Linked DNA regions of Homo sapiens: region 1 is linked to region 2. Evidence: read pairs that join two places in POLR2A ChIA-PET (ENCODE). Cell type or tissue: OCI-LY7. All regions are shown on one strand. Links, peaks and the distances in the headings refer to the core of each region. The heading gives the core; the rest is flanking DNA. Region 1 overlaps CD84 (CD84 molecule). Region 2 has its middle 48 kb from the start of SLAMF6.

Region 1 (15,998 bases), core at 4,452-8,451, 94 kb after region 2:
TTCATCACTCCTATTCAACATAGTATTGAAAGTTCTGGCAAGAGCAATCAGGCAAGAGAAAGAAATAAAGGGTATTCGAATAGGGAGAGAGGAAGTCAAACTGTCTCCGTTTGCAGATGACATGATCCTATATCTAGAAAACCCCATAATCTCAGGCCAATATTTTCTTAAGCTGTTAAACAACTTCAGCAATCCTCAAGGATACAAAATCAATGGGCAAAAATCACTAATGTTCCTATACACCAACAGCAGGCAAGCAGAGAGCCAAATAATTAATGAACTCCCATTCACAATTGCTACAAAAAGATTAATATGCCTAGGAATACAGCTAACAAGGAAAGTGAAGGACATTCACAATTGCTACAAAAAGATTAATATGCCTAGGAATACAGCTAACAAGGAAAGTGAAGGACCTCTTCAAGGGGAACTACAAACCACTGCTCAAAGAAATCAGAGAGGACACAAATAAGTGGAAAAACATTCCATGCTCATGGATAGGAAGAATCAATATCATGAAAATGGCCATACTGCCCAAAGTAATTTATAGATTCTAAGCTATTCACATTAGACTACTATTGACATTCTTCATAGAATTAGAAAAAACTACTTTAAAATTCATATGGATGAAAAAGAGCCTGAATAGCCAAGACAGTCCTAAGCAAAAAGAACAAAACTGGAGGCATCACACTACCCAACTTCAAACTATACTACAAGGCCAAGGTAACCAAAACAGCACGGCACTGGTACAAAAACAGACACATAGACCAATGGAACAGAATAAAGAACTCAAAAATAAGACCACACACCAGCAATTATCAGATTTTCGACAAACCTGACAAAAACAATGGGAAAAGGATTCCCTATTTAAAAATGGTGCAGGGAGAACTGGCTAGCCACATGCAGAAAATTGAAACTGGACCACTCCCTTATACCTTAAACAAAAATTAATTCAAGGTGAATTAAAGACTTAAATGTAAAGCCCCAAAGTATAAAAACCCTATAAGAAAATCTGGGCAATACCATTCAGGACATAGGCACGGGCACAGATTTCATGATGAAAATGTCAAAAGCAATTGCAACAAAAGCAAAAATTGACAAATGGGATCTGATTAAACTAAAGAGCTTCTGCACAGCAAAAGAAACTATCATCAGAGTGAACAAACAACCTACAGAATGGGAGAAAATTTTTCCAGTCTATCCATCTGACAAAGGTCTAATATCCAGAGTCCACAAGGAACTTAAACAAACGTTTAAGGAAAAAACAAACAGAAAAAAAACCACACACAGCCCCATTAAAAACTGGGCAAAAACCATGAACAGACACTTCTCAAAAGAAGACATTCATGCAGCCAACAAACATGTGAAAAAAAGCTAAACATCACTGATCATTAGAAAAATGCAAATCAAAACCACAATGAGATACCATCTCCTGCCCGTCAGAATGGCAATTATTAATAAAGTCAAGAAACAACAGATGCTGGCAAGATTGCAGGGAAAAAGAAATGCTTTTACAATGTTGGTGGGAGTGTAAATTAGTTAATTCCAACCATTGTGGAAGACAGTGTGGCCATTCCTCAGAAACCTAGAGGCAGAAATACCATTTGTTCCAGCAAACCCATTATTGGGTGTATACCCCAAAGAATATAAATCATTCTATTATAAAGATACTTGCACATGTATGTTCATTGCAGCACTATTCACAATAGCTAAGATATGGAATCAACCCAAATGCCCATCAATGATAGATTGGATAAAGAAAATGTGGTACATATATGCCATGGAATACTATGCAGCCATAAAAAGGAACAAGATCATGTCCTTTTCAGGGACATGGATGGAGTTGGAAGCCATTACCCTCAGCAAACTAATGCAGGAACAGAAAACCGAACACCACATGTTCTCACTTATAAGTGGGAGATGAATGATGAGAACACATGGAGGGGAACAACACACACTGGGACCTGTTGGAGAGGGGTTGGGGGAGAGAGAGGATCAGGAAGGTTAGCTAATGGATGTTGGTCTTAATACCTAGATGATGGAATGATCTGTGCAGCAAACCACCATGGCACACATTTACCTATGTAACAAACTTTGACATCCTGCACATGTACCCCTGAACTTAAAATAAACATTGAAGAAAAAAAAGAAAATTATTGAGATATTTTATATATTTTTTTGGTGCTAAGATTTCAAGATCTGGTATGAATTTTACACTTACAGCACATCTCAATTTGGACTCACCACATTTCAGATGCTCAAGAGCTGCATGTGTCTAGAGGCTACCATAGTGAATAGGGCAGCACTAGGTCCGTACTTTCTCAAACTTTGGCACAGGTGGGAATAATCCAGAGATAACATTAAACACAGATTCCTGGACTTCATTCATTCACAAAGGTCAGGGGGAGGACCTGAACATTCGCATTTCCAAAAAGCTCCCAGTTGATGCTGATACTGCCAGTCTACAGACCACACTTGGGGTAGCTTGCAAAACAAAGCACGCACATCTCCCAGTGAATTGTGGCAATTATAATGATGATAACAAATAGTTATAATATTTTACCTTTCAAAAGCACTTTGCATTAACTACTAGAAATTCAAATTAAAACTAAATTGAGTTATCACTGCACACCCATCAGAATGGCCAAAATGAAAAATAATAACACCAAATGCTAGTGAGGATGTAGAGAAACTGGATCACTCATACATTCCTGGTGAGAATGGAAAGTTGAAAATAGTTTATCAGTTTCTTTTAAAGCTGTAAATGCCCTTATCATAAAATTACATTCTTGAGCATTTATCCCAGAGAAATAAAAACTTATTTCATGCAGAAATGTGTACACATATATTCACAGCAGCTTTATTTGTAATAGCCCCAAACTGGAAAGAACTAAAATGTTCCTCAAGAGGTGAATGGTTAAACAACCTAGTGCATCCATACCGTGGAATACTATCTAGCAATAAAAAGGTATAAACTATTAGTACACACAAGAGTTTGGATGAATCTCAGTGACATTACGCTAAGTGAAAAATACCCAACCTCAAAAAGATACGTCCTTCATTATTCCATCTACATAACATGTGTGAAATGACATAGTTGTAGATGTGAACAAACTGGTTGTTTTTCAGGGACTGGGGAAGGGAAAGATGGAGATGTGGCTATAAAGGGAGAGTATGAGGGAATCTTGTGATGGTTAATCTTGATTATGGTAGTGGTTACACAAAACTACCCATGTGATTAAATTGTACAGAGCTACACACATACTCACACATAAATGAATGCATGCATACGTGGTGAAACCTAAATAAGCTCTATAGATTGTGCTAATGTCAATTTCCTGTTTTTGATATTGTGCTATAGTTATGCAAGGTGTTAACACAGGGTGAAGGGTACATAGAACCTCCCTGTATATTTATTTGTACCTTCTTTGCATCTATCATGATCTCAAAATGAAAAGTTTTTTTAAAGCACTTTGCATACACTATCTCATTTGATCCTCATGATAACCCTGGGAAGTGAGTAGTATGATCATTGACATTATGTAAAAAAGAAAACCAAGGCCCAGGGGACCAACTACTGATGGAAGAATTACATAGCTAAAAACAGGCAAAGTCAGGACTGAAATAAGACTACATCCTCTTATAAGTATTGATGTATCAATATGTAAGTATTTATAGATATAAAAAGATTTAGGGGACCCAATTATCAGAAATGTAGATGTGTTTCAGATAGCAAACTTGCAAAGTAAAAATAAAACACAAGCTCTCCGTCTTCCCATGACTTACGATAGATTTGCAGGTTGTAGCGCTTGGTGGTGGTGTAGGGATCAGCCTGTGTATTTATGTCTGCTTTGTAGTCTCCTGCGTCTTCCATCCTCAGATCGCTAATGACCAGATTGTAGTTCGGACCTAAGGCATGTATCCGTTCATAATAATTTCTGTGGGTCACAGTAACTACGGGTGCTGTTTCTGAGTCTCCTGGTGTTACATAAGCAACAGATGTTTTAGAAGTCCAAGCAATGATTTTAACTTGCCGTGGTTCTTGGATATTTACAGGGAAAGTGACTGACTCTCCCAGAATCCCATTCACTGTGAAGATTTCTGAGTCTTTTCCAGCTGCTTCCGGCCCTGAGAACATAAAAAGAAAACTGTAGCCATCTGACTGTTGCAGCTTTTTCACTTCCTAATCTTTTTGGCCTTGGAGCTCCCTGAGGAGCTGCCACAAATGCAGTTCACCCAGTTTCTTGAGGATGCCTTTTTTTTTTTTTGGCATTCTACTCTAGGTGTATTTAATATGTTATGACAACTAAATTTTCTAACGCATTCTCATTCAAAAACTAAGTTTCTCACTAGAGATCCATTTTGTTAAAAATATTTTTACCTAGACTTACAGACTCTGAAAGCTAGAAGGCATTTGAGAGGTGAAGGCCATAAGCCTCCACGTAGTCTAAGATATTAGGTGCACTTCTTTCCCAAGATCATATTGCCAAGTGGTGGAAGAGCTAGAACAAGAACCTGGAATATCTTGGCTGATGGACTCTTGGGTCATTGCTTTTTATTTTCCTGTGATCTCTGTAAAAAGCAAGTAACACTTTTGTCTCTTTTCTTGGAAGATAGAAGCAGAGAGTGCTTTGGAGTCTCTGGAGAAAATATTCCCTAAGTTGGTGATTTTTAGGGATATTTTTCTGTTTACTTCCATATTCCTAGTCTCTAGAAGAGTGCCTAACACAGAGAAGGGGCTTAATAAATATTTGTGGAATTAATTGATAGAATTTACTCATGAGTTTCCTAGACTCTCTTGGAACAACTTCTGAAGTAAGCAAGTTTCGTTTATTCATTCATACATTTGTGAATGGTTGCATGTATTTATTCAGGATCAGTTTTGCTCCAGATACTATGGTGGGTATTTGTTAATTTAATTTATAATGTAAGTGTTTGTTGGACATCTACTCTTTTAAACAAGATACGAGGAGCTGAGGATACAACGGCGAGAAGAAACAGATATAATTCTTGCTCTTTGAGACTTACAATCAGAGGAAGATACCAATGTTGATCAGATAACCATAGAAACAAATGGATAGGCACAAAATATGTAAGCATTATGGTGATTTGAGAGAGACCAGCAAGGGGACTTGATCTGTTCTGGGAATCGAGGGAACATTTCCTAGTGAAAACTTAAGGATGAATACTTTTAAAATGTAACATGGGAAGATGAAAAGCTTATTTTCTCCTCCCTTTTCTCTCCTCTATCACTTTTGAAGATAAACTGATTTAATATATAGTTTGTAAAATGAGAGACAATGTAACTTCAAGACATTATTTTTCTGCTCTTTCTCCTCCTCTTCTTCATTATCCTATAATTCTCAATGAGGGCTCTTTAGTGAGAAACACTGTTTGGGGCAAGCATAGATGATATCCAAAGTATTTAATAACCAATATGACGTGGGCCTTGACCAATCAGAAAGGGTGTTAGCCATAAACAAACTAGTTGAGCGGTTCTGGTGTGTACTGGTTGCATGTAGGCTCTGATGACCAGACATCAGTTTTCCACATAAGTGGGTTCAGGTTGACCCTAAAGTTTATCCAAGGCTTGGTATACGGAAGAATAAGGATCATAAAGTATACACGTCCCTTGAAAGTGGCACAAAAAAAGCGATTTCTTAACCTGATGGTGTTGTCTCACTATGGCTACCCTTGCTCTTCAGCTCAGCAACCACTGAAAGAGCCCCAGGAACAGCTGATGTAAAGCTCTTTCCTTTCTGACCAACAGAGATTTTCCCGTAGGAGCAGTATCCGGGACAAGGCCTGAGGATTTAGTTGGGGGTTGGCTAAGTACAGAAGATACAACAGGGTGGGGAGTATGTGGAGTGGGAGTAGGAAGGGGGAAATTGGGAACCCTTATCTGCAAACATTTATTAACTGCTAATTATGTGTCAGATGCTGTGTTAGGGACACAGGGATAAACAGGACATCGTTGCAGCCCTGAGGAGCTCACAGCCTAGAAAATAAGACAGATGTGGTCACAAGTGAAAGACAATACAACACGATGAGTGCTAAATGGTAAAAGCAATAGAAATAAGCCATTGGGGTAGCGGGTCAGAAAGAGGCTAATGCTGCCTTTGGTGGTAAGAGTCATAGTTTGCCAAAATTTAAGAACATTAATTCTTCCCAGATAAACTGTTTTTCTGGGCTGACGGGTTCTAGGAGAGGGGTATTTGGAGTGTCCCAGCGTGAATCCCTGGATGGTCCAGGCATGGGCATGTGATCTATGCAGTTGCACAGAACCCTGAATTCAAAAGGACCCTGAACTGGACTTAAGGCTGCGTTGCCACCTTTAAATTCTACATACTATTTAAACAAGGGGCCCTCCATTTTCGTTTTGCACTGGGCCTCGCAAATTATCTAGCCAGTCCTGGTCTCAGATCTCCCACGTCTCAAGTCTTTTTTGAAGTCAGGCCCTAGTGCTTAATTGCCACACCACTCTGTGGATTGAGATTAGGTGTGAGGAGAGAGACAGAACATAGATTCCACAGACTCGTAATTTTGCTGGGTTCTCTCACTAAACCCCAGGAAGTATGTAGGTAGATTGTTAAGGCTGAGACCTTCTTAATATTAGGGCCGTTGAGCAGCCACAGTGGTTGGTGTGTGGTGCAGTTTTAAAAGTATGTCTCATCTCCTGTAGCAAGTCATTCAGGAAGTGTTGGTGGGGTATCAAAGAGCAATCAGGCAGTGGGGGTGGTGGGTAGGCAAAGCTGGGGGAAGCTGTTATTTGTGCTGCTGGTGTTGTTGGCAAGAATACTTTGCTTGCTGGAAAAGGCAAAGGGGTTGCACATGTTTAAGATGAAGATTCTGCCACCTTCAAACACTCCAACTGTGCTCTGAGAGAAGCAGCTGCAAAACCATTGCATGCAGTGGAAAGATAGGGAGGCAGAAGGTGTAGGTGCAAGTACTTCTACTTATGAACTGGACAACCTTAACGAGGTCACAAAACCTTTCTTATTTATTTATTTATTTTTAGACAAAGTCTCACTCTCTCACTGTCACCCACGCTGGAGTGCAGTGGAGTGATCTTGGCTCACTGCAACCTCCACCTCCCGGGTTCAGGCAGTTCTCCTGCCTCAGCCACCCAAGTAGCTGGGATTACAGGTGCATGCCATCACGGCTAGCTAGTTTTTGTATTTTTAGTAGAGACGGGGTTTCACCATGTTGGCCAGGCTGATCTTGAACTCCTGACCTCAAATGCTCTGCCCGCCTCAGCCTCCCAAAATGCTGGGATTACAGGTCACAAAACCTTTCTGAACCTCAGTTTCTTCATCCATAGAATGAAAATAATAATTATGCTATTTGTCCTGTTTGGTGAGCAGCAAATGATGTAATATGAGTAGAAATGCTTTGCTGATCATCAAGGTAAAATAAATGTTAGTTATTTCTGGAGTTGATACTGATATATTAACATTCATCGTATGTTCTTTATCATCACTTCAACAATTGGTACATGCCCTTTGGGCCTGCCCTAGGCCACCCTTATGATGGCGTTGGTGATGCCGGGGCCATACTGGAGCATATATCAAAAGCCATTTTTAAGGGCTAATTCAAGTAAAGCCTGGAGGGACAGTTTCAGGTACCCTGGATAGACTTTATTCTGCTCTTAAAAGATTTTAAGATTTAAAAGAAAGAGTGTCCATATCAATCAATCCCAATATTTATTTTTCTGGGTGCTAAAGGGACTCTAACATTATGTTATCACTGGAAGTGACCTTAGTAAAATCTAATTTCAGAGATAACTTGTGGCACAAAAACATCTTGAGGACTTACCATGAAATGCACTATGCTAGTCTATGGCAAAGACAGATTCTCTGCCTTTCGGGGGGAATTTGATACCCGGTTAGGGAAATAAGATACACACACACACACACACACACACGCACGCACGCACGCACGCACACACACAATTCTCCTTTGCAATATGAGATAGTGAATAATAAATTCAAGTGAATGGTAGAAACAGTGATTACGGTAGGAATTCTAAGAAGGGAGGGATTGCTGAGCTGTAGTGGTTAGAAAAAACATCTCAAAGAAAGTAGAATTTGAGGAGGATTTTGAAGGCTGAATAGAATTCTACTTGATGGAAAGGGAAAGGAGGGGTGTCTCAAGTCCTCGGATCCTGAACAAAAGTTTAGAAGCAGAACCTGTGATGTTAATTGGATGAATATAGATTTGCATATCAGAGTGGGGAGAGGTACAGCTGGAGATACAAATTAGGTTTAGATTTGAGACAGCCTTGAGTTTGAGGTCTCCATCAGAGGCAGAGGGGAACTATTAAGGTTTTTGCGAGTGAAGATTAAAATAATGTTTTAGTCATTGTAATGTAGTAATGATGTGTGGGGAGGAAAACAGGAAGGAGAGGCTGCATCAGAGAGGCCATTTAGGGATACTGTAGTCTTCTGGGCATGAACCAGGGGACGATAATGGGAATGGAAAGGAAGGGCTGGATTTGATGATAACACAAAGAAAGGCAAGAAATAAAGAGGCATCTGCTAGAATTCAATTGTTCATCAATATATTTTGAGTTTCTACTTTATGTCATTGAAAAACTCATAAAGTTTATGATGGAAAGAAGTCAAAGGGGGAAGAAAGTTTAGTGTTAGAAATATTAAACTTCAGATGATGGTGGACCATGTAAGTAAGCTCTTGGAATGATGGAAGATAAGGAGAGAGAATGGACTTGAAGTATTATTTGGGGCACTGTGGCAGAATCTGCTAGCTGTTTTCCAATATTTGTTCCCTCCTTCATTCTTATTAATAGAATCACTAATTTTTAGCAGGGCATAGAGCCACCCAGAGTAAAGACTATATTGTCCTGCTTTCTTCTAGCTAACGTTGGTCATATGACTAAGTTCAGCCCAACAGAATAAAAATGGAAGTGTTGTATATGACTTCTGTGTCTTTAAGAAGAGTGGGAACCTGGCATGGTGGCTCACATCTGTAATCCCAACACTTTGGGAGGCCAAGGCAGGTGGATCGCTTGAGTCCAGGAGTGCGAGACCAGCCTGGGTAACATGGCAAAACCCTGTCTCTACAAAAAAGTACAAAATATACCTGGGCATGATGGTGCACACCTGTAGTCCCAGCTGCCCAGGAGGCTGAGATGAGAGGATCACCTGAGCCCAAGGGGGTCAAGGTTGCAGTAAGCCAAGACCACACCACTGCACTCCAGCCTGGGTGACAGAGTGAGACCCTGTCTCAGAAGAAAACCAATAAATAAATAAATACATAAAAAGAGGGAAATTTGCTGTTTTCATCTCTTCCTTGCTTTTGCAGGCCAGAAGGTCATGACAGCTGGATCTTAGACAGACATTCTGAGTCATGAGGAGGAAGCCAAGTTCTGAGGATGGTGGAGCAGGAAGATAGAAGTTGGAACCCCAATGACCTTGTGAACTATTCTACTGACTGTGAACTGCCAACTCCGCACTTTTTTACATGAGCAAGAAATAAACCTCTTTCTTGTTTAAGCCATTCTTATTTTAGTGTCTCTGGTACTTACTGTAACACTGAAATCCAGCGGGTTTAGAGATCATCCACAGAAATGGCGTGGGTGAAGGAGAGGAGGGTCATTCAGGAAGAGTAAGCCTGAAGTCCACGACTGAGCCCTGCGAGAGTGCTCACATTTATAGAAGAGACACCATCAAAAGAAACAGAAGAGACCAAGCAGTAAGAGTGCAAGAGAGGCACCAATAGTGGGCCATATCACAGAGAGGAGAAAGAGTCTCAAGGAGGAGATTGCCACTGATGTCTAATGATTCAGCGTTCAACGGGATAAAGACTGAAAATGGCCCTGGGTTTGCCCGTTACGAGGTTATTGATGGCCTTTGAGAATGTAGTACAAGTAAGACAACTCGATGGAAGGCCAGAGTCTAGGGGACTGACAGAGTAGGTGGTAAAGCATGGAGGAAAAACTTGACAGTGAAAGAAGGGTGATGAGATAGGACAGTAGCTAGAAGGTCAGGTGAAACTAATTTATTTTTGTTTTAAAATAGAAGAGACTGGGGGCTGGGGGGGAGGAGCTAGGGAGGGTAAGCAGAGAGAGATGTCCCCAGTGGGCCTGCTCTAGGTTAGATGCTCCTGCTCATGGCCTCTCTGGAACTCCAGGTTTCCCTCTCATAGCACTTGCCACATTGTGTGGTGGTCATCAATCTGCGTGTCTGTGTTCTGGACACTGTGAATGACTGAGTCCAGGGGCCTTGCCTTAAACCTCTGGTATGCAGAACAGCACAAGATACACAGGCTACTAATGCTTGTCATGGAACAAAAGATGGAAAGGAAAGGGCAGGCAGTGGAAGCTGTAGATTTAAGGAGGGTCACACCCTCACCTGAAGTGGAAAGGGGAAAGGAAAGGATAAGTGAAAGAGCAAAGGTATTTTGAGATGTTATTAAAGACGGTGATAGGAAGAGGCTGCTTGGTGAAGTAGAGTGAGCATAGATTTGAGCCAGGTGGGCTTGTGCTCATGTTCAATCCCTGACATTTGCTGAGGCCCTGATCTTACTTGACTACAAGATGGGCTATAATAATGCCTGCCTTATAGAATTGTTTTGAGGACACATAGAAGGTGCTTAATACACAGTGGACATTTTGGAATAGATAGGATAAAATGGAAGATAGTCATTCTTGGTGGCCTTCATCTCTTCAGTAATGTAGGAGGGGAGACTAACTGGCAACAGTGAGGAGGCAAGAGTGGGACCAGCTAGGAGGTATACAGACTAAAGGTGCAGATTTTGAATCTAGGAATATTTGAACGTAGCTGTGTTATCTTGAGAAAATTATTGAAATTCACTGTTCCTCAGGTGCCTCATCTGTAAAGTGTGGATAATTATTAAATGCAATTGCGAAGATAAAGCACTTAGCACAATGCCTGGCACATATAAATGGTAGTTGCTATTATTTTGGTGAATGTAAAAATTGGGGGGGGGAATGTTACTATAAGGAACACCATAGGGAGTCAACAAGAGATTGATGAAGGGGATCAAGTGTTTGCTAACTACCCTTGAGAGCCCAGTGAAGAAGTGGTAACCCACATTTACAACCTTTTCCAAAGAGTGTGATTTCGTGACCTTCTTATGCCAGAACACAAATGGGAAAGGTAGGAGAAAGGCCATACCTCTAGAGGAGAAGCAAAGGCAAGAAAAGGCTGAAACCCTGGGGTGCAGGCTTAGATGGAAAAACCTGTTCACTGTGACTCTTAGGTAGCTATGGCAAAGAGGGAGCCCAGGACTCAGGGAGCAGGATGACCAGTGTTGAAAGAGATCACTGAGGACTGGTTGCTCACTGGAGGTTGCCTTCCCCTCCTGGATTGGGCTGGGGCACCCTTCCCAATGCAATACACCTTTCTGTGTCTAAGATGATAACCCTGTTTCCCTGGATGATCCTAGGGATATGGATGGATTTTACAAATGTACATTTCATGGTTAGGCAGCTCAAAGCCACTGACTAGAAGAAGACAATAGGGATCGTGAGAAAAAGAAGAATATTTGAAAAAACAAAAAACAAATAGAAAAGAATCAGAAACCCATATATATAGATTGTATAAAGATTGTTGAGGTATGAGGCTTTTAACTCATGAGAGGAAAATTCTTCAAGGCTGGGCAAGCAAAACTTACTGATGTTTTGGGTGGAATCCAAAGTCAAATATGGATGACAATGGAGAGGTTATATAGACCTAAAACCCCATAATTCTCCTTAGATTCTATTAAAAATGAACACAGTGTACCCTTGGAGTCTGGGGAGCTCTCTATTCTCCTTTCATAATCTTAACCATCACTACTAGGCTCTGCCTGATCTTCCCCTACTTCCCTACTCCAACCACATCAGCTCCCTCTGTTCTGTAAACAGGCCAAGGGCACTTTGCCTTAGAGCTTTTGCACCTGTTGTTCTCCTCTTTTCCTACCACACTCTTTTCAGCAGTCCCCCACTTTGTTCAGGGTTTTCTCCCAACATCATCTCATTAGAAAGAGCTTTCCTGGTCACTGTGCCTAAAACAGCAATCCCCACCCCATCCTTCTCTCTTGCCTTGCCTTACTATCCTTCTCTTCACTGCAGTTATCACCACTAAAGCATTGCCTGTGCTTATTTATTGATTGTCTCCCAACCCATCCCCTCAATACACTGCTACTATAATGCAATTATCAAGAATGTGAGTCTTTGTCTGTTTCAATCACTACTGTTCCTCCAAGAACTAGTGGATGATTATTAAATGTTTGTTGAAAAAATGAACACCAGCCTGGGAAACACAATGAGATCCCATCTCTATGAAAAAGAAAATAAAAAAAAATTAGTCAGGCATGGTAATGCATGCCTGTAGTCTCAGCTACTTGGGAGGCTGAGACAGGAGGATCACTTGAGCCTGGGAAGTCAAGGCTGCCATGAACCACGATTGTGCTACTGCCCTCCAGCCTGGGTGACAGGGCAAGACTCTGTCTCAAAACAAAAAACAAAAACAAACAAAAAAAAACAAAGCTTTTTTTTTTTTTGCAACTGACTCAATTAATCTTTTCCAACAATAGAAAAACAAGGCAGAAAATCTCAGCAAGAGAAAGAGTGAAGGCAAGAGAGGACTCTTTACTGATCTCTGGGTCTTGATGTGAAAGGTCAAGTATTTAAACTGATTATTAACAAGAATCAGATGGCTAACTGCAATTTCTTTCTATATTCTATACTGTTTGTGAAGAAAATTTTTTAGATCCACAAAATGGGGACCCACAGCATAGTTAGTAAAAGTGTCCTGAATCAGGGATTAGGAAACATGTTTGAGTCTAGGGTCTGTTGTTGACTAGCTAAATGACCATGAATGTCACTTACTTGCTAAGTCAGAGGGTTCTAGTTGGTAAAAGAAATAAAACAGAGCTGTCCTGCCACTTTGAGGAATTATTAGGATTAAATGACATGAGGGTGCTCTCAAGTGTGTGTACTAATGGAGGAGAGTCTAGTGGTCCTAAGGAGAGCCTTGCCTTGTGGAATCACCTGTATGTCACCATGGGTTAGTCACTGAGGCCTAGCCTGCCTGGGCTAGAATCCTGGCTCTGTCAGGGACTGGCCATGAACCCCAGGGAAAGTCAGTAACCTCTCTGTGCCTCAGTTTCCTCAGCTTTAAAATGAAGGTAATATTAGCACATTGGTGAAGGTAATAGTAGCACAATATTTGACCTCATAAAAATATTATGAGGGTTAAATGAATTGATATTTGTAGACCTCTTAGAATAGTGCCTGGCATATACTAGGCACTATATATGTTTGCTATGTAAAACAAATAAACATCTTCAAAGAGACTAAAATAACACCTCAGACAACTACGAAGGGAAAAATTAGAGTTGGGGTATTGGGGAGATGTTAAAGTCAGCAAGTAGCTATTAATAAGAGTGGAAATGGGGAAGACTGCACAGTTGCTTAACAGACACCTCCACCCCCTTACTTTCTTAGGATCCTCCAGACAAACATTTCTTGTTCTTTTTTTGTGGCACTAGCTAAACTTCCTCTCCTCTTCTCCACCCACTGCCTCCTAGAGTCAAAAAGTGGGGGTGGAACATCGCTGAGTATTGTAGGTCTGGGAGAGTGACCAGAGGTAGCTTTAGCATGTGGTGCCCAAAAGAGAGTCCATTATAACTGCTCACACTGAGTGAAGGGACATAGAGGGGAAGAGGAAGCACAGGGCTGGGCAGGCAGAAATTTTGTGTCATTCTCCAAAGCGACGGAAAGTCCTTGATCATGAGGTTTTAAGAAAAAGGAACCTACTACCCCCATGCAATAGTACATTGTTTTCCCCTGGGAGTTTTACTTTATATCACCTTTATTGGGATTTAGGTTTACTTGAATCAGTTCCTTCAAAACACACACACACACACACACACACACACACAAAATCTCAAAACAGACATGAGATCATAGCCATCCGTTTTAACATTGCTGCCCTCTATTAGCGTGTACTTGAACACTGAGTATAACAAAGGAAACAAGAGTACCTAGTCAGTTCCACCTATATCAGCCCCCAGCTGATTGCTCATACCTCTTTCCAAGTTTCACATAGATGAGCCCAGTGATCTCCAAACTTACAGGTCCATCCCTTTCCTAAGGTCCAAGACAAGAAAGGTTTGATTTAGGAATACTCCAGTAGCCTGAATGGCTTGGCACCGACCATCAGGCTCCTGTTGCGAAGGTGCTCTGGCTGCCTTGTTGGCCTCCATATTGATCTCCAGGACTGCTTCAAGCACTTGGAGCTGACAAGGTAGGCCTCCGCTGCCTTCCACTGAAGGCCTGAGTTATCACAGGGGGAACAGCTTTCCACCCTCTGTTTGGAAGCTGGGTTTTTGATAAGCAGTTTTACCCATATGTAATATATTTCCATTTCTATAACTGGATTTCTGCTTTTGAGCCCTTTTCTGAATGTCTGTGGTAGTCATCTGCTTAAATCTCATTCTAATACAGAGGCCTTGTCCTTATCTTGAAGACCCCTCAATGCAAGGACTTCAGATCAGTGGCAGGTTGTTTTGTCAGCATACTTCCACAGGTATGCTTCCTGTCTCTGAGCCCCAGGATGATGGTTGGGGTCCAGTTACCCATAGTGAGCCCACTCATTTCTTAGAATTTTAGGTCTCAACTGCTGAAATGCCCATGACCATGTTTAACATCCAACAAGACATCAACATCATGCTGATATTGGACTTTTATTTGTTTAAAGAAACTAATTCAAATCACATTTGAATAATATTAAAGTGAACGGTATTTGAAATATGTCTGGAGATGGTTGTTTGCTTGGGTATTCTGCCTCACTGCCCTGCCTAAACTTCCGTTATTGGCAAGGACCTGCCAACAGCTCCTTCCTCCTCTGTGGGTGGGTATAGAGAAAGGCACAGATTCTATCCGAATAATCCTGTCTTGACAGAAATAAATAAATCATCACTCTTTACTGACATATTCCCAAACATTAATAGTAGGGAGAGTAATTTACTCCACTTCAGCATCAATGTGGGTGGAGGCAGCATGACTCAGAGGTGAAGTCTAAGGACTCTGAAGCTTAAATTCTACTTCTTTCACTTTTTGGTTAAGTGGCCTTTGACTCTCTGTGTATCAATGCTTTCATCTGTATATGTGCACATAAACCGTATCTATCTCATAGTGTATTGTAAGGATTAAACAAAATAATAACTGTAGACTACTTAGAGTAATGCTGAATATGCAGTGATTGCTCCATAAATGGTTACTTATTACTATTATTGATGGGAGATAAGACAGGGAGTTGAAGAAATAGAAATACGAATGGGGCAGAGAAAAGGAAGAATTAAGAGTATGAGACAGTATATGTAGAGGGGGTGGGCAAGGATTAAAACTGGTGGACTCCTTCATCTCCTACCCTCAGAGTGGGAGTGTCTCCCAGGGTATGTGGAGAGACAGTCAGAGTCATGGTGTTTCCAAAGTCATGATCAGAAAGTTGGCATCAGAGCATAAGACTGTGAATTTTGACTCAGAGAAAACTTTTCCAACATGGAACAGTCATAAGTTTGCACACTCAGACTTTCCTTATGTCGGTGATTTCTGAGGGGAAATGGGGATTTCTCCCTGCATCTCTCCACTGCTTCTCAGCCTCTTCAACTGCTCTGAATTCCAGGGAAATGTGTAAAGTGTAGACTCCTAAGCCCAATACTGAATGTAAGGGACTACCTCTACCAGGAACAGCAGCAGGAGGAATTCATGGTATATTTTTGTGCTCAGAAAAGGTTTGCAGAATAATCCTTAAGAGGCAAACAGATAATTCAGTAAAGGTGGACAGTATGTAAAAAGTACTCCTGGCTTCACTTTTATAAAAACAAGCTCCCATTCCCCTTTCATGGATCCTTGATGAAATGAATATCTCACTCCTAGTTTCCTTTTCCAGAACCCAGACAACCAACACCTAAGCTCAAACTCCCACCACCTTTTCTCCTGTTTATGTTCCTTGGACAATTCCCTGACAGAG
Region 2 (15,998 bases), core at 4,449-8,448:
GTAACAGATCACTACAACTTTTTCATCTTGCAAAAACTGAAACTCTAAACCTATCAAACAACTTTCCATTTCTCCCTTTCCCAGTTCCTAGCAACTACCATTCTACTTTCTGTTTCTGTGATTTTAACTACTCTAGATATTTGATTTAAGTGGAATCATACAGTATTTGTCCTTTTGTGACTGGCTTATTTCACTCAGTATGATGTTCTCAAGGTTCATCCATTTTGTAGTATGTGACAGAATTTCCATTAGGGCAAAATATTTAGTGAGTTTCTAATTTTAGTGATTATATGCTTAATCTACAAAAATTCGATTTTCTAAAATCTTGCTTTTTGTTTTCTTTATGTTTTTAGTAATTTTAAATATAAAAATTATATTGTCAACCTACTATTTTAAGTGCTTGAGAGCTTTAGTTTTCCTTTTTAAATTTGCTTTTCCTCATAACGAATTATTTTCTTGTGTGCTTCGGACTTTTTAATGTGTGCTTTGGACTTTTTAACGTGTGCTCATGTTTTGCAGGTTTTTGTTTTTTCTTCTCCTGTGAGAATCCCTAGCGGTCTAGGTTTTGGATCTATCCCGTCTGAGTAAGCTCTAGAGGGATATCACAAATTAAGATGAAGTTTGGTGTTAATTCTTGATTTGAGGATTCCAAGGCTATGTGAGGAGCATAAATTTAAACCCTAAACTCAATAGAAGATGGAGAGCCATGGTTTTGAATTCTCAGGTTCTTAGAGGAGACTTTTGTTTCTTCCACTCAGAGCTCAGGCAGACAGACAAGCTTCTTTGTCAACTCCCAATTCAGATGGATGACTTTTTCCCCTAATCTATCGGATAGTGCAGCTATTATATTGTCCCAACTTTATCTGGGGTTTTCTGTTTCATGTCACCACCTCGAAAGGTCTCAAGGCCTCATTTCTTGTTCCTATTGAGATTCAAGGCCCTGGGTTAACTTTAGCATTGTCTTTATTTTGAATTCTATATGGTTGAATTACTGAGTAGCTAGCTTCCAAGATGGCCTCCCTTTTTGCTGGTATTCACAGCTTTGTGTAATCCCCTTCTACATGGTACTACAGTTGCTCTATATGACCAATAGAAGACAGCAGAAAGGATGGCATGTCACTTTCAACGTTTAGTTTAAAAGCATCAGGGGCTTGATTACTCTCTTTATGACCATTCACTGTGTGGGAAGCTAGCTACCATGTCATGGGAACACTCAGGGAGCTTATACATCACCAGAAAATGATGTCTCTGGTCAATAGTGTATGGCAGATGCATCTGACAGCAATAATTTAAGCATACCCTGAGGATGACCTTATGGTGTAAGAAGAATGTTGATTCAAAGTTCCCAGCTAAGGAATCCAGTAGTGGCCAACCCAGAAGTTTACCCTTTATTAGGTTGGTGCAAATGTTATTGCAGTTTTTACCATTACTTTTAAATGGCAAAACCCACAATTATTTTTGCACCAACCTATACAAAGGACATCTGAGCCCTTGGCCCCTTCCTTGGAATGCAGGTTGTGCAAGGAACTGAGCTGAGGTTCTTTGTCTTGAACTCGGTGGAGGTTGCTAGATGAAGGATGCCAAGTGAAAATTCCTGTATAAACTGCATGCATTTTATGAACAGTAGCAATTTTTTCTGTCCAGGCCGTCGCTCCTGGGCCATTCTGTGTGTAAGTCCTCAATACACTCTATGTCTGGTTTGCTGGCTCTGGGTTTCTTCTTTGGCCTCTTGGACATGGTGCTATCCCCATTGGAATCAACAGGGTTCAAGGATGACAAATAGCCAATGAGGCCCTGATGCCCTCTAACAGTCATGTGAGTAAACTTGGAAGTAGATCCTTCAGCCTTCAGATGGCTCAGTCCTGGCCAGCATCTTGACTGAAACCTCATGAGAAATCCTGAACCAGAACCACCCAGCTAAGCCGTTCCTGAATTTCTGAAGCTTGGCAACTGTGAAAGCTAATAAATGTCTCTTTTTTCAAGCTGTTTAATTTTGGGGTCACTTGTTACATAGCGATAGGTAACTAACATGGGTACCATAATTGTTTGACTAGCTTAAGACCTTAAAGATATAAATCTAGCATTGATAATTTTGATGTAGTACCTTTATCTTTTTGGCTGATCTTTTTAAAACCATCCTTTTCTATACATCCATAAACTAGACCTTGCCAGTTATTATCTAAAACTGCTCCACTCTTCTGAAATATTAGATTCTATATCCTACCTTTGACTACAGCTTCATATCCTTCTATCTCTTGTGTCATTTCTCCACACAAATGATAAGGCTTATCAATGACCCACTCATTTATTCCCAGTTTATTTGTCTCCTTTCTGGCCTTGCTTAATTCTTCTACTATGGTCGACCTATTGCTTTTCTGTATGTTAAATACCTATGTCTTTTGGGAGCTGCTTTTCTCCCACTCTGTTTGGTGTTGGTGAAGCTGTTACTCATATGACCTAACCTTTCTCACCACAGCTGTGGGCTCCTGACCCCGGTTGACCAAGCAATCCCTATTGGGGATTGACAGGCACACTGTGAAAGAAAGGGTTGGAGTCTGCCTATGGCGTTATGTTTTCTAAGGAATACGTAAGACTAGAACTGCTGGAGGTTGTCCTGTTGTGCTTGGATATATTTTAAAGAGAATGAAGTCAAGCAAAGGCAAGCAGAGCTGAGAGATGAAGAGGGACAACATTCTTATGATGTTATTTGAACCATGGATCCTGTTGGACTTGAGGCCAGTTCTATTCCTTAGACATTCCAGCTATATAAACCAATAAATCCTTACTTAGCTTTTTTTCTTATACTATTTTGTAACATTTTTGTTTTTTAACAACCAAAAGCACCGTGACTAACACTCTTAGCCTGGACCTCTATTTCAGTTATAAATGCATTTGGTTGCAAATCACCAGAAAACACAAAAACCATGTCTTACATAAATAAGAGTTTATTTGCTCCACATGGTAAAGTCTAAGGTAGGGCAGTCCAGAGCTAATGCAGTAGCTCAGCAGTACCATCAGGAATCCAGGTTCTTCCTGTATTTCTGCTCTGCCATCCTTACTTGTGGATTTTGTCCTACTTATTGCCAAGTGGCTGCCACTTCTCTAGGTGCCACAACTGTGCTCTAGGCAGAAGGAAAGAGGACGTGGAGAGGCCGTATTTGCAGACTTCTGTTTATGTCTCATTGGCCAGAACTGTGTCCCATGGCTTACCCAACTGCAGGGGAGCTAGGAAATTAAGTGTTTAGCCTTTATTGTCTCTGTATTAGAAGTAGGCAAAGGAAAGAAGAGTTGGAAATGGACAAACCCAAATTGAAAACTTGGATTTTCTCTGGATTCCAGAACTATATCTTACATTTTCACCTGCCCTACAAACAACCAGCTACCTTCTAGCTTTACACATCATTCTGTGTTTGAATTCTGTGTTATTGGATAGAACCTACAAAATTGTAAATAATGGAACTTTTACAAATTAACGGCATTAAGGCACCCAGAACTGTTTGTTAGTTCTTTTTATTTTGTTTTCATTAGCTGCCTCTCCTACTACCTTTAATTGTTATTACAAATCTTTAACACACACTACCTTTATTAAGCCCTCTTCTCATATCCTTTTTACTCTCAAAGGATTGCAGTCCCTTGCTTTGCTAAGAAAATTGAGGCTATGACATACAAAGTTTCTCAGTTTCCTGTAACCAACTTTTCCTCTTTTCTTTGTTTCCTTTCAGTTTTTAAACTAGAAGCTACAGTTGTGGTCTTAACCTCACCCACAATCATTGTGCTACAAATTACCTGATGTTTATTTCAGTCATTATTGTATATCAACTGTTGTCATCATGTGGTAGTAGGCACACCATAAATATTTGTTGAATACTTATTGAAGCCGCCTTACAGAACTTTTCTACATCAATTATTCCTTTTCTCTCCTGAATCTTTTGCTTCTCCCTCTTGTACCTCCTATCTGTCAGTCTGTAAATATATTCAAACTGTTTTTTTTAACCCTGAAGGTAAAAAAGAATCCCAAAAGAACAAAAATCTTCCTTCTAATGTGCTTATATTCACCTCCTGGCTAACAGTTAATTTTTCTCTTTCTGTACTGAACCAAACTCTCAAAATAATAATTTCCATTTTCAGTCTCTACTTCCATTTCTTCTAGTCATTTCTCAACTCATTGTCTACTGGCTTCAACTCTACCATGTGAATGGGAGGTCCCTGATGATTTCCTACTCACAAAACTCATGTTACTTAAGTTTTATGTAGAATTTAGTTACACATTTTCTATTTCTTGTAACTGTCTTCTTCCTTAAATTTTGTGACACTAGGAATTTTTTGTTCCCCTCTCTATCAATTTTTTTTCCTTCTGTTGGGATTCTCATCATCAGTAATGTTACCCAGGGCTCTGTATGTGATCATCTTTTCTTTTCATTAAACACATACTCCTTACAAGATCTTACCAATACCATGGCTTCAGCTGCCACCCAAATAAAAATTGTTCCGAAGTCTGTATATCTAGTTCCAACCATATTCTTTTGTTAAGACCTTAAAGAGGTAAAAGAATGAATCACGTGAATATTTGGAAGAACAACATTTCAGGGAATGGAAATAGCAAGTGCAAAGGCCCTGAGGTAGGAGTGTCTTCATCATGTTCAAAGAAAAGCAAGGAAGCCAGTGTGGCTGGAGCTGAGAGAGTGCAGGAAAAATTAGTAGAAAATGAAGTCAGAGAAGCAGTGGGAGAGTGAAGGTCAAATCACATAAGGTCTTATATGCCATGTTGATGATCCTAACTTCTACCGGGAGTGCAATGAAAAGCCACTGCAGGGTTTGAGCAAAGAAGTGATATACTCTGACTGAAGTTTTAAAAGGATAACTTTGTGTTGAATATAGATAGAAAAGAGCAAAATAGGAATTAGAGCAACCAGAGTAGGAGTCTATTGCAATAATTTAGATGAGAGATAATGGTGGTGATCTGGACCAGAGTAGCGGCAGTCAAGCAGCTGGTCATGAATACATGTTATTGGAGAGCCAACAGCATATGATGACAGATTGGATGTTGGGTTCTGAGAAAAAGGAGAACTCAAAGATTTTTGGCCTGAGTAACTGGAATGATGGAGTTGCAATTTACTGAGCTGAGAAATACTGTGGGAAAAACAGATTTGGGGGAAGATTAGGAGGTCAGGTTTGGACCAATTAAATATGAGCTATTGATTAGACAATCAAATGTGAAAGTCTTGAGGCAGCTAGATAAAGAATGGAGTTTAGTAGTTAAGTGGGACTAGAGGTATAAATTTGAAATTCATCGTCCTGTAGATGGTATTTAAACTCATGAGGCTAGATGAGTTTATCACTGGAATGAACATAAAAGGGAAAGAGAAATGCTTTAAGAACCGAGTCCTTGAGCAATCTGGTGTTAAAAGGCAGGGGTGATGAGAATGAACCAGCAAAGGAAATTAAGGAATGGCCACTATGTGGGATGAAAATTAGAAGAGTGTGATGTCTGGAAAGATAAGTGAAGACATGTTTCTAAAAGGAAGGAATTGACTATGGCAAATGTTGCTGATAGATCAGTTAATTTGAGGATTGAGTGTTTCAGTGGGTCAAAAGAGTGGGAGGAAAGAAATAGGAATTTTTCGTAAAGGATGGAGAAAAATGGGGCAGTAGCTAGAGAGAGAAGTGGGCTCAAGAGAATTTTGTTAATTAGATGAGAGAAATAAAAACATGTTTGTAACTTGATGGGAAAGATCCAGTAAAGAGGAAATTTTGTTAAAGCGGGGAAAGGGTAGAATTGCTGGAGTGATGTCCTTAAGTAGGTGAGAAGAGATGGGTTCTAGTAGAGGAATTGTCCTTTACTAGAAGCACAGTTAATTCATCCACAGTAACAGAAGAGAAGACAGGGTAGGGTATAGAGGTAGGCAGGTGGTAAATGTTATGGTGGAAGTGCATAGAAATATTCTTCAGATGGCTTCTATTTTATCAATAAGGAAACTGGGAGCTAGGATGGGGGTAGAAGTATTGGAAGGTTCATGCTCTCATTACCTCTCTGCCCTCATCTCCTAGTTGTCTTGGGGAGTGAGAGAATGAACTAAGGAAATAAAGTATAATTATCTGTCATCATTGAGATTATGGATCATAACTTTCAGTAAGACTAGTCAACATGGTTGTATGCTTTTCTCTGACTACCTTTAGTTATGCAAATTCAGGCATGATTGAGCCAAACAGTTGGATTTAAGTAGTATTAACTTATTATTATTATTATTATTATTATTATTATTATTATTATTATTAGGCCTGGCAGTTACAACATAAAGTTGAGGGACAACGGAATCAACTGCTTTGTATGAAAGAAAGTGGTGAGAATGACTTTTATTTAAGCTGAATAAGGAGGAAAGTGATGGCACAAGGGGTGTGAAGGATAGTGAAAAGTGCTTGGATCAATGGATTGTAGGCCAGAGGATGGAAGTTAAAGGATTGTTGGAGTTGGGGCACAAGAGGAAATGAAAAAAAAGATATAAGGTAGTGATTAGAGACAATGGGGTGCTTGAAATTAAGATTATAGAAGGGTTATAGCTTTTGGTACTAGGGTATGACTATGGAAGTGAAAGGCTGAAAGGCTAAAGGATTAAAAAAAGTAGAGGCTACAGCATCATTGGAGGAGAGGAGGTCAAGGATCAGAAAAGCTGGGCTAATGGAAAGATCATCTGCATGGAAAGAATTATGGAGTGGTGTCGAAGAATGTAAGAGCCAACCAGAAGCTAAACTCTTCAAGGAATAGGAAGTGGTGCCCTGAGGATAACAGATGACTGCAACAGGAAGAGTAGTGGTGGTACAATCTTGTAACATGAGATTCAAGGTTAAAATTGCTCATCTTATGGTCATGCATGACCTTCTAGTTACCAAAAATGGATCTGAAGTTTTATACAGAATTTGTCATCACTTCCACTTTCATGAAAAAAATTTTTTTTTTTTTGAGATGTTATGACCCTGGGATCTGTTGGTTTTCCTACCTCTCTATCAGTTCCTGCCCCCACCTCACCCCCTCTTTTTTGTCATCTCTTGGATTCTGCTTCTCAGTGGTAATTGCCTGGAGCTCCCTACATGTCCTCTCTTTTCACAGTTCACACACTTCCTGGGTGATCTCACTAATCTCATGGCTTCAACTTCCACCCAAATGCATGTGGCTTCCAAATCTGTGTCTCCATCCCCAACTATGCTCCATTGCTTCAGTCCTGTGTTTCTGACTGCCTACCAAGTTGCCCTTGGATGATTTTCAGGCAGCTTAAATTCATTCAAGACTGAATTAGTTATCTTCCTCTCCAAACTTCCTTCTTCATTTTTGAATTTCAGTCTACCACTAAGACACTTTTAACTCATCATAGTCCCTCTTCCTCATCTCCTATATGCAGTCAAGTCACCAATGCCTGTGGATTATATTTCTGAAAGATGAATTCTATTTCTGAAATGCTAACACTGATTAAATCCAGCTCTGCCTCCTTCAAAGCTATTTCTGCCCAACAAAAAGCTGAGGAACAAAAACAGAGGCATTGTCCTAGCTTTATAAGTCTAGGAAATATAGTTTAATAGATGTTCTATTTCTTTTTTTTTTTAATTATTAGTATACTTTAAGCTCTAGGGTACATGTGCACAACGTGCAGGTTTGTTACATATGTATACATGTGCCATGCTGGTGTGCTGCACCCATTAACTCGTTATTTAGCATTAGGTATATCTCCCAATGCTATCCCTCCCCCCTCCCCCCACCCCACAACAGTCCCCAGAGTGTGATGTTCCCCTTCCTGTGTCCATGTGTTCTCATTGTTCAATTCCCACCTTTGAGTGAGAATATGCGGTGTTTGGTTTTTTGTTCTTGTGACAGTTTACTGAGAATGATGATTTCCAATTTCATCCATGTCCCTACAAAGGACATGAACTCATCATTTTTTATGGCTGGATAGTATTCCATGGTGTATATGTGCCACATTTTCTTAATCCAGTCCATCATTGTTGGACATTTCAGTTGGTTCCAAGTCTTTGCTATTGTGAATAGTGCCGCAATAAACATACATGTGCATGTGTCTTTATAGCAGCATGAATTATAGTCCTTTGGGTATATACCCAGTAATGGGATGGCTGGGTCAAATGGTATTTCTAGTTCTAGATCCCTGAGGAATTGCCGCACTGACTTCCACAATGGCTGAACTAGTTTACAGCCCCACCAACAGTGTAAAAGTGTTCCTATTTCTCCACATCCTCTCCAGCACCTGTTGTTTCCTGACTTTTTAATGATTGCCATTCTAACTGGTGTGAGATGGTATCTCATTGTGGTTTTGATTTTCATTTCTCTGATGGCCAGTGATGATGAGCATTTTTTCATGTGTTTTTTGGCTGCATAAATGTCTTCTTTTGAGAAGTGTCTGTTCATGTCCTTCACCCACTTTTTGATGGGGTTGTTTGTTTTTTTCTTGTAAATTTGTTTGAGTTCATTGTAGATTCTGGATATTAGCCCTTTGTCAGGTGAGTAGGTTGCGAAAATTTTCTCCCATTTTGTGGGTTGCCTGTTCACTCTGATGGTAGTTTCTTTTGCTGTGCAGAAGCTCTTTAGTTTAATTAGATCCCATTTGTCAATTTTGGCTTTTGTTGCCATTGCTTTTGGTGTTTTATACATGAAGTCCTTGCCCATGCCTATGTTGTGAATGGTAATGCCTAGGTTTTCTTCTAGGGTTTTTATGGTTTTAGGTCTAACATTTAAGTCTTTAATCCATCTTGAATTAATTTTTGTATAAGGTGTAAGGAAGTGATCCAGTTTCAGCTTTCTACATATGGCTAGCCAGTTTTCCCAGCACCATTTATTAAATAGGGAATCCTTTCCCCATTGCTTGTTTTTCTCAGGTTTGTCAAAGATCAGATAGTTGTAGATATGCGGCGTTATTTCTGAGGGCTCTGTTCTGTTCCATTGATTTATATCTCTGTTTTGCTACCAGTACCATGCTGTTTTGGTTACTGTAGCCTTGTAGTATAGTTTGAAGTCAGGTAGCGTGATGCCTCCAGCTTTGTTCTTTTGGCTTAGGATTGACTTGGTGATGCGGGCTCTTTTTTGGTTCCATATGAACTTTAAAGTAGTTTTTTCCAATTCTGTGAAGAAAGTCATTGGTAGCTTGATGGGGATGGCATTGAATCTATAAATTACCTTGGGCAGTATGGCCATTTTCACGATATTGATTCTTCCTACCCATGAGCATGGAATGTTCTTCCATTTCTTTCTATCCTCTTTTATTTCATTGAGCAGTGGTTTGTAGTTCTCCTTGAAGAGGTCCTTCATGTCCCTTGTAAGTTGTATTCCTAAGTATTTTATTCTCTTTGAAGCAATTGTGAATGGGAGTTCACTCATGATTTGGCTCTCTGTTTGTCTGTTATTGGTGTATAAGAATGCTTGTGATTTCTGTACATTGATTTTGTATCCTGAGACTTTGCCGAAGTTGCTTATCAGCTTAAGGAGATTTTGGGCTGAGACAATGGGGTTTTCTAGATATAGAATCATGTCATCTGCAAACGAACAATTTGACTTCCTCTTTTCCTAATTGAATACCCTTTATTTCCTTCTCCTGCCTAATTGCCCTGGCCAGAACTTCCAACACTATGTTGAATAGGAGTGGTGAGAGAGGGCATCCCTGTCTTGTGCCAGTTTTCAAAGGGAATGCTTCCAGTTTTTTTCCCATTCAGTATGATACTGGCTGTGGGTTTGTCATAGATAGCTCTTATTATTTTGAGATACGTCTCATCAATACCTAATTTATTGAGAGTTTTTAGCACTAAGCGTTGTTGAATTTTGTCAAAGGCCTTTTCTGCATCTATTGAGATAATCATGTGATTTTTGTCTTTGGTTCTGTTTATATGCTGGATTACATTTATTGATTTGCGTATATTGAACCTGCCTTGCATCCCAGGGATGAAGCCCACTTGATCATGGTGGATAAGCTTTTTGATGTGCTACTGGATTCAGTTTGCCAGTATTTTATTGAGGATTTTTGCATCAATGTTCATCAAGGATATTGGTCTAAAATTCTCTTTTTTGGTTGTGTCTCTGCCTGGCTTTGGTATCAGGATGACGCTGGCCTCATAAAATGAGTTAGGGAGGATTTCCTCTTTTTGTATTGATTGGAATAGTTTCAGAAGGAATGGTACCAGTTCCTCCTTGTACCTCTGGTAGAATTTGGCTGTGAATCCATCTGGTCCTGGACTCTTTTTCATTGGTAAGCTATTGATTATTGCCACAATTTCAGATCCTGTTATTGTTCTATTCAGAGATTCAACTTCTTCCTGGTTTAGTCTTGGGAGAGTGTATGTGTCGAGGAATTTATCCATTTCTTCTAGATTTTCTAGTTTATTTGCGTAGAGGTGTTTGTAGTATCTCTGATGGTAGTTTGTATTTCTGTGGGATCAGTGGTGATATCCCCTTTATCATTTTTTGTTGCATCTATTTGATTCTTCTCTCTTTTCTTCTTTATTAGTCTTGCTAGAGGTATATCAATTTTGTTGATCCTTTCAAAAAACCAGCTCCTGGATTCATTAATTTTTTGAAGGGTTTTTTGTGTCTCTATTTCCTTCAGTTCTGCTCTGACTTTAGTTATTTCTTGCCTTCTGCTAGCTTTTGAATGTGTTTGCTCTTGCTTTTCTAGTTCTTTTAATTGTGATGTTAGGGTGTCAATTTTGGATCTTTCCTGCTTTCTCTTGTGGGCATTTAGTGCTATAAATTTCCCTCTACACACTGCGTTGAATGTGTTGCAGAGATTCTGGTATGTTGTGTTTTTGTTCTCGTTGGTTTCAAAGAACATCTTTATTTCTGCCTTCATTTCGTTATGTACTCAGTAGTCATTCAGGAGGAGGTTGTTCAGTTTCCATGTAATTGAGTGGTTTTGAGTGAGTTTCTTAATCCTGAGTTCTAGTTTGATTGCACTGTTGTCTGAGAGACAGTTTGTTATAATTTCTATTCTTTTACATTTGCTGAGGAGAGCTTTACTTCCAACTATGTGGCCGATTTTGGAATAGGTGTGGTGTGGTGCTGAAAAAAATGTATATTGTGTTGATTTGCAGTGGAGAGTTCTGTAGATGTCTATTAGGTCTGCTTGGTGCAGAGCTGAGTTCAATTCCTGGGTATCCTTGTTAACTTTCTGTCTCGTTGATCTGTCTAATGTTGACAGTGGGGTGTTAAAGTCTCCCATTATTATTGTGTGGGAGTCTAAGTCTCTTTATAGGTCACTCAGGACTTCCTTTATGAATCTGGGTGCTCCTGTATTGGGTGCATATATATTTAGGATAGTTAGCTCTTCTTGTTGAATTGATCCCTTTACCATTTTGTAATGTCCTTCTTTGTCTCTTTTGATCTTTGTTGGTTTAAAGTCTGTTTTATCTGAGACTACGATTGCAACCCCTGCCTTTTTTTGTTTTCTATTTGCTTGGTAGATCTTCCTCCATCCCTTTTTTTGAGACTATGTGTGTCTGTGCACGTGAGATGCGTTTCCTGAATACAGCACACTGATGGCTCTTGACTCTTTATCCAATTTGCCAGTCTGTGTCTTTTAATTGGAGCATTTAGCCCATTTACATTTAGGGTTAGTATTGTTATGTGTGAATTTGATCCTGTCATTATGATGCTAGCTGGTTATTTTGCTCGTTAGTTGATGCAGTTTCTTCCTAGCATCGAGGGTCTTTACAATTTGGCATGTTTTTGCAGTGGCTGGTACCGGTTGTTCCTTTCCATGTTTAGTGCTTCCTTCAGGAGCTCTTTTAGGGCAGGCCTGTTGGTGACAAAATTTCTCAGCATTTGCTTGTCTGTAAAGTATTTTATTTCTCCTTCACTTATGAAGCTTAGTTTGGCTGGATATGAAATTCTGGGTTGTAATTCTTTTCTTTAAGAATGTTGAATATTGGTCTCCACTCTCTCTGGCTTGTAGAGTTTCTGCCGAGAGATCAGCTGTTAGTCTGATGGGCTTCCCTTTGTGGGTAACCCGACCTTTCTCTTTGGCTGCCCTTAACATTTTTTCCTTCATTTCAACTTTGGTGAATCTGACAATTACGTGTCTTGGAGTTGCTTTTCTTGAGGAGTATCTTTGTGGCATTCTCTGTATTTCCTGAATTTGAATGTTAGCCTCCCTTACTAGGTTGGGGAAGTTCTCCTGGATAATATCCTGCAGAGCCTTTTCCAACTTGGTTCCATTCTCCCCATCACTTTCAGGTACACCAATGAGACGTAGATTTGGTCTTTTCACATAGTCCCATATTTCTTGGAGGCTTTGTTCATTTCTTTCTATTCTTTTTTCTCTAAACTTCTCTTCTTGCTTCATTTTATTCATTTCATCTTCCATCGCTGACACCCTTTCTTCCAGTTGATCGCATCGGCTACTGAGGCTTGTGCATTCGTTACATAGTTCTCGTGCCATGGTTTTCAGCTCCATCAGGTCCTTTAAGGACTTCTCTGCATTGGTTATTCTAGTTAGCCATTCGACTAATTTTTTTCAAGGTTTTTAACTTCTTTGCCATTGGTTCGAACTTCCTCCTTTAGCTTGGAGGAGTTTGATTTTCTGAAGCCTTCTTCTCTCCACTCATCAAAGTCATTCTCCATCCAGCTTTGTTCCATTGCTGGTGAGGAGCTGTGTTCCTTTGGATGAGGAGAGGCACTCTGATTTTTAGAGTTTCCAGTTTTTCTGCTCTGTTTTTTCCCCATCTTTGTGGTTTTATCTACCTTTGGTCTTTGATGATGGTGATGTACAGATGGGTTTTTGGTGTGGATGTCCTTTCTGTTTGTTAGTTTTCCTTCTAACAGTCAGGACCCTCAGCTGCAGGTCTGTTGGAGTTTGCTGGAGGTCCACTCCAGACCCTGTTTTCCTGGGTATCAGCAGTGGTGGCTGCAGAACAGCAGATATTGGTGAACCGCAATTGCTGCTGCTTGATTGTTCCTCTGAAAGTTTTGTGTTAGAGGAGTACCCAGCCGTGTGAGGTGTCAGTCTGCCCCTACTGGGGGAGTGCCTCCCAGTTAGGCTACTCAGGGGTCAGGGACCCACTTGAGGAGGCAGTCTGCCTGTTTTCAGATCACACGCTGCATGCTGGGAGAACCACTATTCTCTTCAAAGCTGTCAGACAGGGACATTTAAGTCTGCAGAGGTTACTGCTGCCTTTTGTTTGTCTGTGCCATGCCCCCAGAGGTGGAGCCTACAGAGGCAGGCAGGCCTTTTTGAGCTGTGGTGGGCTCCACCCAGTTCGAGCTTCCTGGCTGCTTTGTTTACTTACTCAAGCCTCGGCAATGGTGGGCACACCTCCCCCAGCCTTACTGCCACCTTGCAGTTTGATCTCAGACTGCTGTGATAGCAATGAGTGAGGCTCTGTGGGCGTAGGACCGTCCAAACCATGTGTGGGATATAATCTCCTGGTGTGCGGTTTGTTAAGCCCGTTGGAAAAGTGCAGTATTAGGGTGGGAGTGACCCGATTTTCCAGGTGCCGTCTGTCACCCCTTTCTTTGACTAGGAAAGGGAATTCCCTGACCCCTTGTACTTCCTGGGTGAGGCCATGCCTCGCCCTGCTTTGGCTCATGCACGGTGCGCTGCACCCACTGTCCTGCACCCACTGTCCAGCACTACCCAGTGAGATGAACCCGGTACCTCAGTTGGAAATGCAGAAATCACCTGTCTTCTGCATTGCTCACGCTGTGAGCTGTAGACTGGAGCTGTTCCTATTCGGCCATCTTGGCTGCCCCTCTATTTCCTCCTGTGTCTTAAATTGCCATGAATTCACCTTGTGTTTTAAGTTGCCATGAATTCACCTTGTGTTTTGGATTGTTGTTGGATCCTGAGAGGGATGTTCTACTTTCCTTGGGTCATTAGAAGTCAAAGGGAGAATGAAAAACAGAATTTAAGGTGATTACGAGACATCCAGGAAAATATCCAGTCAGCAGAACCTAGGGAAACAAATCTAATTATGGGACATAAATAATAAGAGAAACCAAGCTAAGGAGAGGTAAGGAGGAGACAGAAAGACAAAAGTAGGATGAGGTGACTTAATGGGCATTAAAAGGAGGGAAACCTCAAGGGTGATGGGGGGATTGTGTAATGTCAAATGCTGCAGAGAGCACCAGAATGCAGAGAAAAGATCCCTGCCTCTAGAGGTTGGTATCCTTCAAGAATGCAGCTTCAGAAGAGTGGGCTAGGGGTGAGGAAGCAAAAGCTTTGGATGTGGCCATTCTAGTCGTCTGGTAGTAAAAGGTCAGTGATGATGTCCCCTTCCTTTCTTCCCACAGAGAGTGCTTTTAGATGGCCTCTGGGAAGGGGAAATTCAGGGGGTCAGACTTGCTCCCTCCCCATTTGAGAAGTCACTTCTTAGTCCATTCTTTTCATCAACTTGAAACTCAGGGTGAAATGTCTATCCAGTGACCTTGGACAGGGTAGCCTTCTCTCTGTTCTGCATCTAGCTGTGGCCCTGCTTCCTCATATCAAAGTATACACTGAACCCTGAGGGAGGCTAAATGATGAAAGCTTCAAGTAAGTGTCCTAAAGCTACACGGGGTTCAGGTGTTGGCTTGAGGGTGGGATGGGGTGTGGACAAGTGAGATCAGACATTGTTATTTTGGGACTAGTTAATGTGCTCTTTTGACCAACATGATGTGGGGCAAAGCTTCATGGTGTAGGTAAGAGGTTGGAAACTTAACTATTTTCAGTACTAGGTAGGTATCTTAAGTGAGTGAAGCAGGCAGGGCAGGCCAGGAGTGAAATGTGAAGTGCAAGCCCCATTTAGAATAGAACAGAGGCTACTCAGCACCAGCTAATTGTTGCCTCATAGGGATGTGGTCCCAGTATCCATAAGGCACAGAAGTAGGAAGGAGAGTCTAGATTATTCTAGGAGCTGAATAAAGAACAGTGTGGCTGGAATGCTGTGAAAGAAGGAGTAGAGATGTGAGTAGGGGTCTTGTAGGCCTTGTCAACACTTTGTGACCTCCTAGTGGGAATGACTGGGGGCTGGCAGAGTGGGAAGAGTATTTCTATTCCCTTTTATTACCTTTCCAGGATAGCCAATCACAGCCATCTTACCTTATTCAAAGTAGTTTAATGGGGCTACCATTTCCTTAATTCTACAATAAAAATATTAAAGAACAAGCTTACCTCCTGGGCAAAGAAAGTTTGTTTTTTGGTAGGAATTTTATAAGCATTGCATGTTTTCTTCCCTGCTTGCAAAATGCATGATTCATCTTTTAGGAATGGGGCATCTGGGTCTTAATGTATTTAACTTTAGAACAATAGATTAGGTTTTTGTTGATTAAATCCATTTGTTTCCCACAAGAAAACAAAAATGATTAGTTATATGGTGAGTACTGGGTAGTTTTCAGTTTTGTAAAGGAGATCTGTTCAAGAGTGTCCCATAACAATGATACCATTTACTGATATGAAAAAGCATAGTAGAAGAAAAGGCTTGATAAGAGAAATCAAGAGGTTTGATTTTTTTTTTTTGACAGAGTCTCACTCTGTTGCCCAGGCTGGAGTGCAGTGGCATGATCTTGGCTCACTGCAACCTCCGCCTCCTGGTTTCAAGTGATTCTCCTGCCTCAGCCTCCTGAGTACCTGGGATTACAGGCACCCAACATCACACCCGGCTAATTTTTGTATTTTTAGTAGAGACCGGGTTTCACCATGTTGGCCAGACTGGTCTCGAACTCCTGACTTCAAGTGAGCCACCTGCCTCGGCCTCCCAAAGTGCTGGGATTACAGGCATGAGCCACCACATCTGCCCAAGAGTTTTTATTTTTTAAAAAACTTTGATATATCTACCAGATATGCAAATGGTGATGCCAAGTAGGCAGTTAATGAGGTAAGCCAGGAGGTCAGGACTAAAGATGTGTTTGGGAACCATTAGCTTATAAAGGCTATTAAGGCAATAGGAATGGCTGACATCAGATAAGAAGAGTACTTAGATGGAGAAGTGAATGGGACCCACATGTGAGCCTTAGCTTCAGTCTTTACTGGTCCTGT

The links. Peaks named below come from ENCODE experiments on the same cell type or tissue, not always from the same donor. Only the 100,000 strongest peaks of a DNase experiment are listed, where the experiment ranks them.
Region 1: POLR2A ChIA-PET joins it to region 2 with 6 read pairs; 3 of 35 experiments call an interaction of 5 or more read pairs at or near these places.

What each region holds. Positions count from the first base shown.
Region 1 is chr1:160,561,621-160,577,618 of GRCh38, forward strand. It overlaps CD84 (CD84 molecule), which reads right to left. Exons shown (of 7, transcript NM_003874.4): 2 at 3,784-4,125. CD84-AS1 (CD84 antisense RNA 1) reads left to right here. Exons shown (of 2, transcript NR_188634.1): 2 at 9,319-9,513. Among named protein-coding and RNA genes, the nearest start is that of CD84, 9.9 kb to the right of the region's middle. RefSeq lists an enhancer at 14,246-14,295. In OCI-LY7, for the core only: no CTCF peak of the experiment used is centred there; a DNase peak (open chromatin) is centred at 6,781; H3K4me3 peaks cover 1,205 bases; H3K27ac peaks cover 1,722 bases.
Region 2 is chr1:160,467,715-160,483,712 of GRCh38, forward strand. No RefSeq gene overlaps it. Among named protein-coding and RNA genes, the nearest start is that of SLAMF6, 48 kb to the right of the region's middle. RefSeq lists an enhancer at 6,531-6,720. In OCI-LY7, for the core only: no CTCF peak of the experiment used is centred there; a DNase peak (open chromatin) is centred at 6,837; H3K4me3 peaks cover 339 bases; H3K27ac peaks cover 1,264 bases.